Regions from separate parts of the Homo sapiens genome. Here region 1 is linked to region 2. A link is an interaction called in ENCODE POLR2A ChIA-PET data of the cell type or tissue named here. Cell type or tissue: PC-3. All regions are shown on one strand. Each heading gives the region's core, and the rest is flanking DNA. Links, peaks and the distances in the headings are about the cores only. Region 1 overlaps PDE7B (phosphodiesterase 7B). Region 2 overlaps AHI1-DT (AHI1 divergent transcript).

The links. ChIA-PET counts read pairs that join two places held together with the same protein. Peaks named below come from ENCODE experiments on the same cell type or tissue, not always from the same donor. Only the 100,000 strongest peaks of a DNase experiment are listed, where the experiment ranks them.
Region 1: POLR2A ChIA-PET joins it to region 2 with 7 read pairs; 3 of 35 experiments call an interaction of 5 or more read pairs at or near these places.

Annotation. Positions count from the first base shown.
Region 1 is chr6:135,892,188-135,897,187 of GRCh38, reverse strand. The region is part of intron 1 of PDE7B (phosphodiesterase 7B); the gene reads right to left. Among named protein-coding and RNA genes, the nearest start is that of PDE7B, 43 kb to the right of the region's middle. In PC-3, for the core only: no CTCF peak of the experiment used is centred there; no DNase peak of the experiment used is centred there.
Region 2 is chr6:135,674,416-135,687,671 of GRCh38, reverse strand. The region is part of intron 4 of AHI1-DT (AHI1 divergent transcript); the gene reads right to left. Among named protein-coding and RNA genes, the nearest start is that of LINC02524, 46 kb to the right of the region's middle. In PC-3, for the core only: no CTCF peak of the experiment used is centred there; a DNase peak (open chromatin) is centred at 6,231; H3K27ac peaks cover 1,221 bases.

The sequences.
Region 1 (5,000 bases), core at 1-5,000, 210 kb before region 2:
GCCAAGCATTGTGCCTGGTTTTGGAGATGTGAAAGTTAACAAAGACAGGTTTCTTACCTTGGAAGGCTACTGTGTAGGTGGGAACACACCTAAAGTTGATCATTGTGGCAGTGGACTACTGAAAGTGATCTGATGAAGATGGCTTAGGGTGCTTGTGTATGAGAGAGGTATCAGAGAGTCTTTCTTGAGGAAACCACATCTGGAAAGAGGAGGAGGTGCTAAGCTTGATTGGAGAGTGGTATTTCAGGCAGAGGAAAGAGCATAAATAAACACACTGAAGAGATGGGGGATGGTGGACAACAAGTATTTAACTATTGCCTCCACAAGGAGGGTCAGAGATGGAGCTGGAAGGAAGGAGCTGGAAGGAAGGAGCAGTGGAATCGTGGAAGGCTTTGGAAAGCATACTGAAGATCTGTTGGGTAGTCTAAGGTTTGGTGCGTTGAACATTGACTTGGGAGCCAGACTGATTTGGTTTGATTCTCAGCTATACCATCATTTTTTGCATGCTTAGGCTAATTTTTTTAACCTCTCTGCGTCTCCTTTTTTTCATCTGTAAAATGGGGACAGTAACATACACTTTACAGTTGCAACAATATAAGTTGCAAGGATCACAGCAAATATATGTAAAACACCTAACACATGAGCAGGCATACAGTGGCTACCCAATAAATGGTAGCAAAGTTTTGAAGCAGATTAGCCTGGTCAGATAGGAACGGGTGCAGAAAAATAGATCAAGGCCGTGGGTGTTAGTGCTAAAGTTATGAGGTGTTACAGAGTGCTTAGGAAGGCATTGATCAGGCCAATCCTAGGCAACTATGGGTTGGAGTAGTTATCTTAGGAACCAAGGGAGGTTCTTTTCTTTTCTGGCAGAGACCCAGTCCTCAACCTGTTCGTGTATGAACAAGTTCATAGGAACCAAGGCTCATACATGTTAGCTCTACCTCCAGCCCTAATCCACCTTGCTACTTGTGCTTTTCACTAGATTGAGTTCATCAGCACAAGGAGAATAGGCTGTTCTCTCCCCGCGTTTTCATATACCTGTTGTTTGGCATGTTCTAGGCTCAACCTCTCCAGAATTGTCCTCTATGTGTTTGACAGTTAAACTTCTTGTAAATAGCATTGAGTTTGCAGCTAGTCACACAAAATATACCAAATGCAGAGAAGGATGTATAGAAAATTGTGAGGCATTCTCAAGACACCATTCACAGAAAATACGAAGATTGGTACAACTAAAGAAGAAGGAACCCTTGGGGCAGATTTCAGGAGAGCCTAGGGTGAGCTAGGGAGTGTGATGGAATCAGTGGTGGTGGAGGAGGAAGTACAAATACAAGGCTGTCTCTTTTATTGCCCAAATCCTCCTTGTATTCTTTTCCCTTTCTGCCTTTTTTCCCTTTGCCCCTCCAAGAACACTCAAGCTAAAGGCTTGGCAAGCCCTGTCTGTACTACACAACAGAAGCCTTTATTTACAAGTAGAAAGCTCTGCTTGGTCCTTTTAAGTGTTTTCATGAGACCTTATTTCTATTCCCAGGTTGCAATGAGTCTACTTTTTAGCCAATATTTCTGAAATGTTTTTGCCTGCAAGCACATTTAATTCTCATCTTTGCTGAAACTCCTACAGGCCGACCAGCACTGAACTTACATTGGAAAAAGGACTTTTTTGGTGGGGATGTTGAGAAGGAGCGTACTAGTTTACTGAATTACTCGTAGACCCGGCAATGTTGGCAGCTATCAGAGAGAGGTCAGGGCACCAGGTCTCTTTCCAGTCTACAAGCAGATCTTTCTCTCCCCGTTCCAGGTTATCACAGTATCTCACACTTGGCAGTGATTTCATTTGGCGTGTTAGAAATAAACAGGGGTTTATTTTCCAGGCCTTGATAAACAACATTGACTTTGAAAATGAAGTCCTTAACTTTTGCCGCTCACTATCATTATTCGTGGATGCCCAATTACTTATGGATTTCTTTATGAATGACAAAGTTCTTTTGTTACATGTGCCTTCTAAAAGCCAATGGGCAATGTACATCTCAAAAAAGTTGTATCTAACTCCTTTTTTTTTTATTTCATCACATGATTATCTTTATTGGACAAACAGGATTTGCCTGCCTTCTCTGATTTGACTGCTTATATATAACTCTATTTATAGAAATTTATTATTAATAAATTCTAATTGTAATCCTATCTTAAACCCTTTTTAGCACATTTAATATAAAGGCATTTGATCAAATTATCCAATATTTAAAATTGAAATATGATTCTTTCTGTGAGAAAAATTTCCTTAAAGAAAACTCTAAAATTAATTTTTAGTTTTTGCAGGCGAGATTGAAATTTTATTTCACGGAGTAGAAATTATGATTGAACCCACCTGGGTAAACATGTTCCCATATTTAGTGGGACCCGTCTCGTACTGATGTGTCCAGATGTTTCATTTTCAATTTAAATAACATGTTCAAGATGTACTGTACATTTCAACGTAGCTGGGTGGAAAGTTAAACATCAGCCACGCAACCCCTTTGGACAGGTTAATTGTGCAGAGCTCATTGGAATAATGCAATTTGGCATGTGTGCCTTGGATGGAGAGAATGTGGGAGGCTATTGTCCTTGGGGTCTCCTCTCTCCTTTTGTCTCCATTTGCCTCATGTTTCTGTCTTAGAACAGAACGCTCTTGTTTCCTTGGAGTCCTTACCCCAAATCACCTATTAAGAAAAATAGGAACAGGTTATAATTCTTGTTATTATGGCTTTCCTGAGACGGAAAAGTGTTTGGCTAATTTCCCCACTCCTTGGAATTCTCCTTATTTGAATTCACTTGAAGGCGGGAGTTAAAGTATCTTTCACGTAGGTTTTTAAATATACATTTAAATTCACTCTATAGTTCTTAACATTTACAAAACAGTGTCAATTAAAAGAAAAATAATATAAAATGCTATGTTTGAGATAGAATCACATAATAAACTAGGAACTAGTTTAAAACGTCTAATAAATAAGCCTTCCCAAACTCTATTTGGTACAGAAATAAAGCATATAGATGTGGTTAACATTTTAACCTAGAAACATTTAAAAATACCAAGATGATTTTGGGAATAAAACTTTTATGGTAGGTTTTGTTACTGATATTTTAGTAATTTCCTTAACTGGCATCACCTATCACCTTAGTGGCCTATTCAATTAATTTTTGGAAGTGGGTGGAATATAAATTATGCATGAATATATAAACGGATCAAGTTTTTAACTGGAATAAATGCTTTTGGTGACAGGTTAAAAGATCTACTTTAAATCAGCTTATAATATCTATTTTTAAAAGACTTCAAAACTTGAAATTAAATGTTCTCTTTTCACTTCAATGACGATGGTGTAATTATTCTTGGGATTAAGAAGATATTGTCATTATTAATTTCTATATAAGTGATTATCAATTCAGAGAGTCTACAATTAGATACCTGCTATGTGCTTATCATAGCAGGAGACACAGGATGATTAAGAAAGGCTCCTTTATAGCAGCATGATTTATAGTCCTTTGGGTATATACCCAGTAATGGGATGGCTGGGTCAAATGGTATTTCTAGTTCTAGATCCCTGAGGAATCACCACACTGACTTCCACAATGGTTGAACTAGTTTACAGTCCCACCAACAGTGTAAAAGTGTTCCTATTTCTCCACATCCTCTCCAGCACCTGCTATTCACAATAGCAAAGACTTGGAACCAACCCAAGTGTCCAACAATGATAGACTGGATTAAGAAAATGTGGCACATATACACCATGGAATACTATGCAGCCATAAAAAATGATGAGTTCATGTCCTTTGTAGGGACATGGATGAAGCTGGAAACCATCATTCTCAGCAAACTATCTCAAGGAACAAAAAACAAACACCGCATGTTCTCATTCATAGGTGGGAATCGAACAATGAGAACACATGGACACAGGAAGGGGAACATCACACACTGGGGCCTGTTGTGGGGTGGGGGGAGGGGGGAGGGACAGCATTAGGAAATATACCTAATGTTAAATGACGAGTTAATGGGTGCAGCACACCAACATGGCACATGTATACATATGTAACAAACCTGCACGTTGTGCACATGTACCCTAGAACTTAAAGTATAATTAAAAAAAAGAGGCTCCTATCCCTATAGGTATTTACAATTTGGTAGAAATCTAAAAGAAGACAGAACAAGAAAAGTGCACAAATGAGCTCTAAAATCAATGCCATGTGGATTCAAAAAGAGGCAAGATTATGGGTAGAAGAGAATAAGGAAGACTTTCTGGAGCATAAGTTCAACAGTGAACATGGAAACAAAGCATATGTCTCATTTATACAGCTTCAGCTTGGTCCATTGCAAATACACTGTAAATAAGGCATAGGCATCTTTACTAAAGATACTGAGAAATATTCAACTTATTGTAATTCCTATGAAGATGGCTAGCTGAACATTTCAAATCGTCTCTTCTATATATGAGCTTCGATGCTGACCCATAATAAGTAACAACTCATGTTAGATGTCAATCAATTTTAGCATTCTTTCTTATTTCCAGTTATCAGCAAATGGTATTTGAATAATATAGAAGAGGTGAGCTATTATAATATATTCCTATTACCCGATACTATGTATGTACTGATGGAAGTAATTATTTAATGACTAGAACTGCTTCATTTCCTTTCATATGCTTCACTAGAAAGTATAGGAAATATCTCCTCAGAATAGAACTCAGATTATAGGACCTTAGAAATCATATGGTCATATGGATCAAATAACTTTTTGATGCATTAGCTATAAAAATAATGCATTATGCTAGTACTGTGAGTCAAGATTTATTAATAATGCCACTTGGGAAGGTACTTGAAGTCACAGGATCAACTGTATCTGCTTGTTTTGTTAGTCTGGATTAGTTGATTCTCACGTTTCTGAAAGCCGATATAATTAAGCTGCTCTCAGCAAGTCTAGGATAAGCCAAAGATATATTTCATAGAAGCCCAAAGAAAGAGGGCAGGAATATAAA
Region 2 (13,256 bases), core at 4,053-9,052:
ATACACAGATTATTAGTTTTTAAATCAGAATTGCTTACCACAGACTGATTGTCTATAAGGCCATAAACCCTGTGCGAACTGTGAACAGAATGAGGCTGCAAGGAGAAAGCATTGCCTGGTCTCCAAGCCTGCAGAGCTAAGGTTTGTGCTCAGGATCTACAGCAGTGGTCTAAGAAGGAAGCCAGTGGGCATCTTTCTCTTTCAGATGCAAAAGCCTTTTAGTAGGGACAAGCTGGAGGTCCATGAAGCAGTGGTCAGCTGCACTACAATTTGCTTCTGAGATGACAAAGGACACAAAGTACAAACAAGGCAAGGTTGGAGACCTCAGGGAGAGGCATTGGGTGACCCCAGTGTTGTCGGGCGCCTGAACTAGGTTGTATAACGTCTTTGCTTGGAAGCCCTCAATCAAGCAGGACTTCTGAGGCCTACAACTGTAATTTCAAACCACAAAAGGAAGCAGAACCCTCTCAAACTTTTATTTTGCTGAGGAAGTGGATGATTTAAATAAGTCTGCTTGACACATGCCTATCTGATTTCCCAATTCCCTTAGGTTTCTTGCAAGTCAGCCATAAAAGCTATTCCCCACTTGTTCTGACAGGATTTATGCATTCTACATCTGGTATTCAGCAAGCATATTTTTCTTCCTTTTTCATTGAACTTCTGCCCATACACACATACAGGGTCTCATTTTAATAGCGGGATTATTCCCTGTGTATTTAAATACACAGGAAACAGGAAATCATCTAAAAGAACACAGTGATCTCATGGTTATATCACTTTTCCCCACAAGCCCATTTGGAATTAGAGACAAAGACAAGATTCTGGAGCTTATAGCTTAGAGTTACTCAACCTGAGAGACAGATTGACCTTAAGTTCCCTCTACTGGTTCTTAACATAGTACAAATTAAGAAAACGAAATAGTACATTTATTCCAAGAGACAGGAGGGAAAAGGATTTTTTCCCAAATAAACCTCTATTCAGATTTCAGAAATGTAAGAAAATTCTTTCATATAGTTGCTGACTGAGGGAACTGTCAGAGGGTCTAGGGAAAACCTCTCCCTGGGTAGCAAGGGAAGGTTCCTAGGCATTTAAACATTGTGCACAGGTGGTCATAGATTCTTTCAAAGATGTGTGCAGAATGCAGAAACCTTAGCTCTGCAGGCTTGGGGACCAGTCCATACTTTCTCCCCACAGCCTCATCCTGTTTATGGCCTTGTAGACAATCAGTGTCTGTTAAGCAATTCTGATTTAAAAATTAGTAACGGTGTATGCCTGGCTACAACGCCTGCACTAATTTGTAGTGCTCATTCAAATATTGAGCACCAATATTTCTTGACCAAGTTTCATTTAATAATCACCAAAACCATATGAGATTGGTATTATTAGCCCCAATTACAGATGTGGAAATGAGTCTGGGCTTTTAACCACTCAATGCACTACAAGGCAGAGCATTTCTGCCAGTTAGAAATTCTCTCCAAGGGAGTCAGTTTCTTAGGATGCTCTCATTCTACAGCCCTAGAGAAAGACTTGAAAATACACTCTTCTTACAGGACACTGCAAACAAAACTTTGCAGGCTCCATCACAGAACCCTACCAGAAGGGACCAAAGGTGCTCAAAGCCATGGCTCTGAGACATGGAAGATCTCAAAGTCCTTTCTTCATCAAAGAAGAAAGAAATTAGGTTCTGTGTACTCTAATATATTCTATTACTTTAAACATTGGCATCTCTTTTTGGTACATATGTCAACTCTCTGTTAACCTGGATGTTTGATTAATCTGAATATGTTATTCCTCAATCATGCCAGAGAATAAAACATTTGTGAAAGCAGGATGCCCTCATTCTGCTGGACCAATGACTGTACTCCCAACTCTTTAGGAATTCCAAGTTTTCCTTCAATTTTGTTTAGCATCAGACATTTTGCTAGTGTTTATCCCACTTCCTTTTCTGTGCGTGTTCTCCTTTCCCACTCATCCAAACCCATCACAGTCCAAACCGGGTTCAGATCTTCCCCAAAGGCTCCATTATTGGCCACACACGTCTTTTAACTTCTTAAACATGCCCTCTCATCAGCCTATATAGCCTTGGAACTAGATTATTTTGCACCTATTCTGAAAACTTTGTAATTAATCTTGTCATTTTTTCCTGTGACATTCTTATTCTCCCTCACCTCCTGAAATCCTTTGCAGAGTGAAACAGCTATGTTGTGGGATCTTGAAGGTGCATGTACTTATACTTATGTAGATCAGTGGTGTGCTGGAACTGGCTTGTACCTGGTTGGAGAGCTAATTGTGGGCAGCGTGCTGAATGTCTCTTCCCAACTCCATTTTCAATGACATCACGTTGGTAGCTTGAATGTGGTCTTTGTGGGAACATTTATATCATGGAAATTAGCAAATACTACAAGCCAAGGCTTTGTTTTCCTCCTTTGGAGAACGAGTTTACCAGCACTGTGTCCTTGCTACTCAAAGTGTGGTTCACAGACCAGCAGCATGTACATCACTTGAGACCTTACTGAAATATGAAGTCCAGCATCTCACTTAAAGCCTCCCAAATCAGATTTTTGCATTTTAACAATAGCCTGGGATGATTTTTATATTAAAATGCGAGAAGCAAGAAACTTTTAAAAAACTCCTGCACTCTAGAATTCATTGATTTTAGACTGTGCTCAGTAACTTTGTTACATTGATTGAAATCCACAGTGTGAAACTGTTTCAGTTGTCAAGGCTGCTTGCCAAAGGGCTGAGATATATTTGTCCTATTTACATAACAATTACCATAAAATTCTGATTAATTTGTTTTTAAAAGTTTGAAGTGGGACAATGTCCCATAACTGGAAGAAATCTGTATTTTTAATATAAAATTAAAGACATACCAAACTAATAAGGGAAATCAAAGGGATTTTCAGGCACATAAAGATTTGGAGTGGAGAATCTTTTCTTCTTTCTACATACCATCTTGACGGACTTGTGGTGCCTAACATATTTACAAATCAAAAACATTTTAAAACCGTGGACTAATATCAAGAAAGCAGCTGTAGCATCTCTGTAGTAATTGCTTCTCCAGTGCAGTCAGTTGTAGTAGGGTGAAAAATCCACCAGTTTTATTTCTTTTTTTTTTTAATAAATTTCTGGGTAAAACATGAAGAATAAGTTCAGAAGTGCAAATGAAACTTGCAATACCAAATTCCAATCTGCAGTAATATAAATTTATGGAAAGCTGGGTCAGTTGAATATTTGTCTGAAAAAAAAGGCTAGATTATTAACAGAACATCATCTTTAGGGTGGGACTGTTTTGAGTTCAAATCCCAGCTCTGCCACTTACTAGCTGTGTGATCCTAGGACACTTTCTCTGTACCTTGATTCTTTACCTGTAAAATGGAAGTGTAAGAATATCACCTATCAAATCACATCTAGTAGTTTTAACAGCCACATTGCTGGTCACCTGTGGTTAACTGGTGACTCTGGAGCCAGAGTGCCTCATTTGAATCTTGGCCCAAACGCTAAGTGTGTAACACTGGGAAATTTTCTCATCTGTAAGATGTGGCTAGAATAAATAATTCAATCTATGTACAGTGCTTACAAGAGCCCCTGGCCCAAAGTACAAGGGCTCTGTAAGTACATTACCAAAGACTTCTATTAAATTTTTTTTTAGGTTTTTAATAGTATCTATCTGCCATTATATAAATGAGCTTGGGTCAGAGCTGGTCTGTAGCTCTGTAATATCAACTAAAGAAAATGCAGATTCATGAATGTCTTAGGTAAATATTGAGAGCACTACAGCCTAAGGCAATGGTTCACAGTGTCTTCTGAGGAGCTTTAAAGAACACTGATAACTGGGTACTACCCCCAGAGACTGATGTAATTAGGCATTAGGCATCTAAAATGCTCCCCAGGTGATGCTGTTGTGTACCCAGGATTGAGGAAAAACTGATCGAGGGACGTGAATAAGCAGGCGTGTAACCCAATGAAGAAACAAGAAGTGCAGTAATTTGGGAGAAGCAAATTGACAAGCTGTAATGACCTGGACATAACTGTTGCCTTTTTTGTTTCTAGGGTTGGCCTACTAGCTCTATAGGTCTGTTATCTTAAGGACGGATGGCGTGATCAAACTGGGGAGATGAGATATGTCTACCACCCACTGTTTAGACTCATCAAGGACTAATTTGACTAGGAAGTCAATTAATTATTTATAGTGAGTACTATCTCTTTCCAGGAAGAATACCTACTTGGGAAAACAAGTCAACATTAAAAAAACAAACAACAACAATAACAAAAACTGCTCAACCAACCTATGAAATCAGGAAAAGTCCCAAGAGCTGGAGGAGAAGTATAATATTGAAGGAGTAATACACTAAATTCTAGATTATATAATGATGGTTCTCACTCTATGCCACATGTTAGTATCACCTGGCAAGGGCCACACTGCAGACCAAGTAAATTAGAATACCTGTATCTTGCTTCTCAAAAATTTCTCAAATGGCTCCAAAGGGCAGCCAAGTTTGAAAAGTGATTAGATTATTTTTCCCACAATGATACCAAATTCCTCTATTTAATGTTCCAGTTCACTTGATAACACATTTACACTAAAAGTACCTGATTGATATAGAAAATGTGTTAACATGCCTTAATTCCTCCCCAATGTCTGCAAGTTTTATTTTTGATAAATATTCTTCTTGATCATTAGAATATAATTAATTATTGAATTTATGCAATTAACTAGTCATAATGGAAGTACCTTAAATATCAGAGTTGTGGAAAGTATTAGATCATGTATGTATAAAGACAGGAGTTATTTATTTGATGTTAGTTTGCATTTGCAGCACATATCTTACAGAGAAAAAGCAAACGAAGTCACAAAGTTTTATGACTCCTTTTATGACACCATATTGCAACTGTAAATTATCAGTCAATTCATATGTACAATTAGCTGTGTAGATTGTCACCTAATGATAATGGAAATGTTTTTTCCTTCGAAGAATTGGTGGAGAAAAGAGAGTTTCTGCATCTCCCTCTAGTTTATTACCAAGTGCAGTGAATTGCAAATAGTAAATACTCAGTAATGCTTTTAGAACTAAATTGCCTTAAAACCTTGCCTTCACAAAACTAAAATAACAACAAAACAGGTCTACAGTGTAAAGAATTGGGTTTTGCCTCTTGAATATATCATAAATGTTACACGCTCACATTATTTGAGTGATGCCAAGAATGTACATTTGGATTCAAGTTTTAGAGCATTCCATATTGTCCACAAGAGAGAACTTCCTTCTCTCAACTTCAATATTGGTGACTAAACTGTTACAAAATATTGAAATTACAGTTGACTCTTGAATAAGATGGGTTTGAACTGCACAGGTCTACTTATTCACAGACTTTTTCCAAACAAAAGCAGATCAAAAATACTACATATATATACACATACATATATATACACATACATATATACATATATGTATGTGTATATATGTATATACTGTATATATGTATGCATATATACACATACATATATGTATATATATATACAGTATTTTTGATCTGCTTTTGTTTGGAAAAAGTCTCTGTGTGTGTATATATATATACACATATGTGTGTGTATATGTATATATATACATATATGTATGTATGTACATATACACATATATACACACACATATACACATTTGACTTTTCATATACCTGGATTCTAAAGTCCCAATAGCACGACTTAAGTATGCATGGATTTGGGTATATGTGGGTGGTCCTGGAACCAATCCTCTGTGGATATCAAGGGACCACTCTACAGCCTTCTAAAAGTTACCCCCTCTACTACCTGCTCCTCTCTTTGTTGCTTCTAGTCTTCCACGCCTGATTCATTGATTCAAGAGAATTCAGGCAAGTATTGGTGGAATCACAGGAGCCAAAGCAGTGACTTCCCATTCTCAGGTCCTCAACACTCTTGACTGTGTAGCCATATTTACTGAGAATAAAAGTTATTGGGATTCCTCTTGTCACTGTAATTATTGCCCTTTTGAACACTTGCCTTGGTGATGGTATCTGCTTTCTCCTCTCATTTTCTGAAATTGCATAAATTGGTATAAATAACCTTACATGTATGCACAAGGATAATTTATTTTTTCCCATTTTTATTTTCCCCATTTTTAGCTATGTGGAACTAAATAAACACCACCAAAATGAGAACAAACAGAAGCTATTGATTCAGAGCTTGCCATAGCAAGTGAGTCAGCCACCATCACCTGTATTTGACAAAGACTCAAAGACAGATGGGAATGGGAACGTTTTACAGTAAAAAAAAAAAGGAAGGCTTCAGGGAAGCTGGAAGTGCACTAACTAGAAGTGGGGCATCCTAAGTGATTGTTTAGAGAAGGGTAACATATTTGGCTTTCTCTCCTTGGTCCTGAGTTGGAAGCAGAAGCCAAAAAAAAAAAAAAAGAAAAAAAAGGAAAGCTGGCAGTCATTGACCAAGCCCTGACCACTCTGGGCTGAAGGCCACAGAAGTGGGGTTTTGCTTCCTGGGCTGGTGGCCACAGAGATTGTGGGTCAGGGTTCTGTTGTCATAGGTGGTCTGGTCATAGTTCATTTGCATTTTCAGTCTCTCACTTAGAATTAGGAAATTCAGACAAAAAACTTCTTAAACCTGATTGGCAATTTGAGGCAAAATGACTACCTTTAGCTACTTGTGATTTTTGTGAAAATAGATAGAAATTATAAATAGGAATATTATTTCTCATTTTCCTTTCTTCTTATCCAACCATTTCTTTTGCATTAATTTGTCTGGCATTAGCAAAGAGCAAGAAATGCCTTTGTGGACACTGATCTTCAGCCTTAAATAATTATATAATAAATATACTTTATACTATATTTATTATATTTATTCTGTTATAATTATATTTATTTTATAATATAGACTATATATAATAAACATATATATTTAGTAAAATGTGTTGGATCAAGCTCAGCCAAACCAATTAATTTCAGAATCTTGGGATGGGAAGAAAGAGTAGATTGGGAAAACTTAGAAATCTGTACTTTTATAAGCTCCTCAAGGTGAGTCTAGTTTAGTAAAAGGTTGGAACCTTTGTTATAATTTAATGTCTTGCTTATTTTATTGTCTAAGAGTTTGAATGAAGCACTTTGGCACCAAGATTCTTGATTTTTCCATTAGCATGGAGTATTTTTATTCATAGGAATCAGAAAGTCTCTTCATTTTAAAAACAAATATTGGAAAGGCCTAAATTTTACATTTGGAATAGAACCATAAATAACAGCAATGGAAATTTGGAAGGAAGCTTAAAACAGTAATCAATTTGTCCTCGACTACCCCATCTTGAGGAAACAGGTGAAAAAAATTGGAGGGACCTCTAGTGAAGTTTTTAAAACCTTTCCCAGTAATACATTCTTTAGTGAAGAGAATTTAATTTTAAAAGGTTTATTTCTATCCAACTTATTTATTTATTTTCTTACCCAAAATTCTCTCAAGTTTAAAACGTTGTTTAAAACAAACAAACATAAAATCTAATATCTAGGCACTTATTGAAAACAGGGGGAAAAAGTATTGATTTTATCTTTCCCTTAAGCAAGTCTGTTCTAAATAATAAAATACAAGCTTTTTAGAAGTGATGGTTTCCAAACTTCATTCTTTTTCTTTTGCTTGTCAAGATTTAAGTATACAACACTATCTCTAAAAAAAAAAAAAAAAAAAAAAAAAAAAAATTGCAAACCGGGGCTCCAGGCACATAAGATCCTTTGCAGTGTGCCACTAGATAGCCAACAATAGGTGCTAGGCTTACAAGAAGATGAGTTGGGTTAGAGGGTGGACTGAGAAAGTGTAAAAATATACAACTGTGATGAACCAGCTAGTGGTGGGTTTTGGAGTCACTAGCTTTATTTTTACATTTAATCCATATTAGATTGTCAACTTTCAGAGTGGCCAGTATTCAACCTTTTGTATGTAGGATTAGCGGTGATAAGCGAGTGTCCAGAAAAAGAGGCTTAGAGGAAATTTATAATCAAACCATGACACAATAGGAAGTGGTTGAGTTTAGACAGCAACCAGGTGGTGATAAGTTAACCAACACTACCACGTTTCCTTCTCATCTCAATAAAATATAGATTCCCCAGGAGAACTCTGGACAAATACATATACACATATATATATACACGCATATATAAACATACACACATACACACACTTTAGAAGACATATACATATATATTTGTCTTCTGAAGACATATATGTTTCTAGATACATATATTCATGTTTCTACTTTAGAAGACATACATATTTGTAGACATATATATTTAGAAGGCATATATAGATATATAAAATATAGAAGACATACATATTTGTAGACATATATATTTAGAAGGCATATATAGATATATAAAATATATATATATGTAGATATATATATATGTCTTCTAAAGTAGAAACATGAATAGAAAGGAGGCCTAAAGACAACAAAAGCCAAAATTGACAAATGGTATCTAATTAAACTAAAGAGCTTCTGCACAGCAAAAGAAACTATCACCAGAGTGAACAGGCAACCTACAGAATGGGAGAAAATTTTTGCAATCTATCCATCTGACAAAGGGCTAATATCCAGAATCTACAAATAACTTAAAAAATGTTACAAGGAAAAAAACAACTTCATCAAAAAGTGGGCAAAGGATATGAACAGACACTTCTCAAAAGAAGACATTTATGCAGCCAACAAACATATGACAAAAAGCTCATCATCACTGGTCATTAGAGAAATGCAAATAAAAACCACAATGAGATACCATCTCATGCCCGTTAGAATGGCGATCATTAAAAAGTCAGGAAACAAAAGATGCTGGAGAGGATGCGGAGAAATAGGAATGCTTTTACACTGTTGGTGGGAGTGTAAATTAGTTCAACCATTGTGGAAGACAGTGTGGCAATTCCTCAAGGATCTAGAACTAGAAATACCATTTGACCCAGCAATCCCATCACTGGGTATATACCCAAAGGATTATAAATCATTCTGCTATAAAGACACATGCACACGTATGTTTACTGTGGCACTGTTAACAATAGCAAAGACTTGGAACCAACCCAAATGCCCATCAACAATAGATTGGATAAAGAAAATGTGGCACATATACATCATGGAATACTATGCAGCCATAAAAAAGAATGAGTTCATGTCCTTTGCAGGGACATGGATGAAGCTGGAAACCATCATTCTCAGCAAACTAACACAGGAACAGAAAACCAAACATTGCATATTCTCACTCATAACTGGGAGTTGAACAATGAGAACACATGGACACTGGGAGTGGAACATCACACACCGGGGCCTGTCAGTGGGGTGTGGGGCTAAGGGAAGGATAGCATTAAGAGAAATATCTTATGTAGATGACAGGTTGATGGGTGCAGCAAACCACAATCACACGTGTATGCCTATGTAACAAACCTGCATGTTCTGCACATGTATCCCAGAACTTAAAGTATAATTAAAAAAAAAATACAAAAATGTGTATTAGCATATTAAAGGTTTTGAAGGAAAAAAAAGGAGGCCTACAGAAATTTCACAGTAGTTTAAGACTACTCTTTTGACTTTGGTAAATTAATTAACTCTTCATCTCAGTTTTCCCCATCTGCAAGGGAAGAATAATAACAGCAGCAACACCATAGGGTTATCTGGGTATTAGCCCATTTTCACAGTTATAAAGAATACCTGAGACTGGGTAATTCATGAAGGAAAGAGGTTTAATTGACTCACAGTTCAACATGGCTGGGGAGGCCTCAGGAAACTTACAATCATGGCAGAAGGGGAGGGAGAAGCAAGGCATGTCTTACATGGTGGCAGGAGAGAGAGAGAGTGCATAGGGGAAATTGCCACTTCTAAAACCATCAGATCTGGTAAGAACTCCCTGACTATCACAAGAACAGCATGGGGAAACCGCTCCCATAATCCAATCACCTCCCACCAGGTTCCTCCCATAACATAAGGGATTACAATTAAAGGTGAGATTTGGGTGGAGCCACAGAGTCAAATCATACCAACATATTAGATAATTATACGAACATAGCTTGGCATTAGACAATCATACAATAAGTGTTAGCTATTTTTTTATTAATGTAATATCCATCCAATAGATATAAAAATCTGGCTGGAACTGAAAAAAAAATGCACTATGAGTTTCTACCAAGAAATTATGGGATTGGGGCAGGGAGCGGGAATGATATGCCCAAAGTACTTGAATTTCGAGTTAAATGTCATTCACATACACTTTTATGACTGGAAAGGATGTAACCTCACCTGAATTGTATTTTCTTTATAGACTCCGTTACTATAAAAAGACACCCCTTAAATTTCTACCAAATTACACATCTAGGACTCCTTAGAATGTATGTTTATTTTTAATTTGAAGGTGCCCTTGGGTGTTCCCATGTTCACAGGCAAAGCTAAAGACTTCAAAAGTGTTCAAGGATTGATTGGCTGGTTCAGTGTTGAAATGTAATTTGCATCCCATACCTTCCTAAACTCCCATGAACTGGAACTCAGAAACATTTCCCTGTGAAAGTAGCTCTCAGAAGTAGCTGTTTGTTTATTCATTTACTCAGGACCAAATACTAAGCAGACACCCACAAAAGTAGCTAATTTAGGAATCTCAGGAAACACATTTTCTAAGGTTGCATCTGTCATATTAATTTTATATTGCTTGACATAAAATCTTTCAGTTTTCCTTTAGTAATCTAGGATCTTATATGAAATCTCTCTGGCCTTATAAATTCATGAATCCTGAATAAAATGAGTAAGCAAAATTTAAACAAATCCTGTTTTCCTAGGTGCTTGGACCCTCGTAAATAAAGTCTAAAACATTTTAAATTACTCTATCCTAGTGTGTCTTTCTTTTCTGTTTTTCTTCCATTAGGAAGAATTTGTTGTGAGACCAGGTGAAGAAATTCAAGAAGCTTAAGAAATGGCCCCAAATTTCAAAGATTTTATAATTTCACAAGAAAACAAATAATAGCCATATAATAATTATAACAGAAAATGATTAAGTGTCAAATGGATGTCAAAGGAGTTCATAGAAGACCCTTCCTAGGGGTTAATTTGGTCCCTGGAGGAAAAAAGCATTACCTTCAGTGACTCCTCAAGTCCTGGAAGAATGAGTGAATTTGCAAAAGGCAGAGAGCATTTGGGAGATTATTCAAAATGGAGAGAACGAGAGAAATAAGAACTACATATTCAGACAGTCAAGAAATAACAGGATAAGATGGAATTGAACACAACATTTCCAGACATTTAGATATAGGGATTAAAAGCATTTTTTTACATATTAAATATATAGCAGAACACAAAAGCAAGAAAGGAAATCTCCAAATGCTAGAACATAGAGCCAACATGACAATGTATCTGGAACTAAGGGAGATTACAGGTCTCAAAGTCTGGGATTTTCATGGCTATTCAAGGCCAGAAGCTGGCCAGGAAAATATGTTTATAGAAGGAATAAGAACTGGGCTTCCTGTGCAGAATCAGAACCCTAGAAAGCACTGCACTAACCTTGAAGGAACCAGATCATCTCTGCCTGCATACCCAAGATAACTGCTGGAAATGAGCCAATAGCCCCACCATGTGGGTAAAATAGGAGTCTTCTAGAGATATAAGAACCCCAAGACTGAACAACAGGTGGGAGTAGGAATAGACTCAGAATTCCAGGCTGAAAAACTAACACAAAAAATAATTCAGAATCAGTGTGTCTTGAAGGTGCTGACAGGAACACCAGTGGAAACCACCCCAGGTGGTTATCCGGATCTCTAGAAAAGATACTTCCTTCTGAAGTAAACTCGTAAGCAAAATAAAACAGAATTTTAAAAAATAGGACACTTAGCATCATGAAAGACAGCTTACAGGACATGAGGAACCAACAAGAATAGAACAACATGAAAGAGAGCTGACAATAAGTATGTTTACAGTATTTAAAATATAAAGGAAGAAATGGCATCTGTAAAATAAAAACAGCAAGTTATGAAACAGGCTCTTAAAAGTCAAGTGTAAGTACAGTCATTAAATCTCTTTAGAAATCTAAGCAAATGGATTATACAAGACAAATCATGCTTGAAGATGAGTTAGAAGATGGAACAGAACATCTCTGTGACATGGAGGACAAAAATAAAGGAATGGAGGATATAAAACAGAAGTTAGGAATCATAAATGCTCTAGTATCTGCCTCAGAGAAATTCCAAAGACATAAATAAACAAACAGCAAATAAGCAATATGCTAAGATATAATGGTACAGACTTTTCCAAAAATCCGAAGGTACAAATCCTCTGATAGAAAGCATTCACCAAAGGCTAAGAAGAATAAATAGAAATATGAGGGGAAAAGGTTTAAATAAAGCAAAAAAAAATCTGTGAAAGATTAGTGTGTAATGTGGTTGAGAAAGTCAGTTGGGTCAGATTACAGAGGCTCTGGAAATCAGGCTAAGGAGTTTTGACTGTATCTTGTAGGAAGTGAACACCATGAACAAATGTGTAGTGGAGTTGCTGCAAAAAAAAAAAAATGTAATGCTGTAGGACATTTGAAACAGGAATAATGCAGTGGTGTTTTCCATGAAAGAAAGAATTTTTATCTAAATTATCGTTTTATATCTTTACTATACTTCATGTTTCATATTTTGTTTTAAATAGTCAAAAAGTATTTCCAAATACTCTGAAATGTTACTTTTAAGTATTATATTTATAAAGGCTGTGAAATTCTAAAGGTGTTAAAAAACAAAAAAATCAAAAATAATATAGACAAAAATCTTAAGGAGCCGTATAGTCTATATTCATAGACCAAAGCTTTTCAAATGAATAAAGCAGATAAAAAACCATTATTTTAATGATTTCCAGAAAGGAGGACACTCATTTCTTGTTTAACAACATGGTAGAGGGTCAAGTGCAGAGCCAAAGTCTGAGGAGATAGAGCTGATGAGCCAGTCCGTTTCCTGAAGGCAATTGCTGATTATCCAGTAGGGAGATAAACTAAATATCAATTAACACAAGACTGCGGGCAATGTGCTGTCAGAGGGGTACACATTCTTCATGACAGGAGCCCCAGAGGAGGACTTCTAACTAAACTACTGGAAGCTGGGGAGTCTTCTAAGATGTCATTATGCTGAAGCTGCAGCTGAGAAGTTGGATTCACTAAACCAAAGGCCTTCTATACCTTCAGCGCACTGCAGGCATGAGTTGTTGTTTATGGCTGAGGCACAAGGAACAAAAGGGGACATCCTGAAAAGGGGG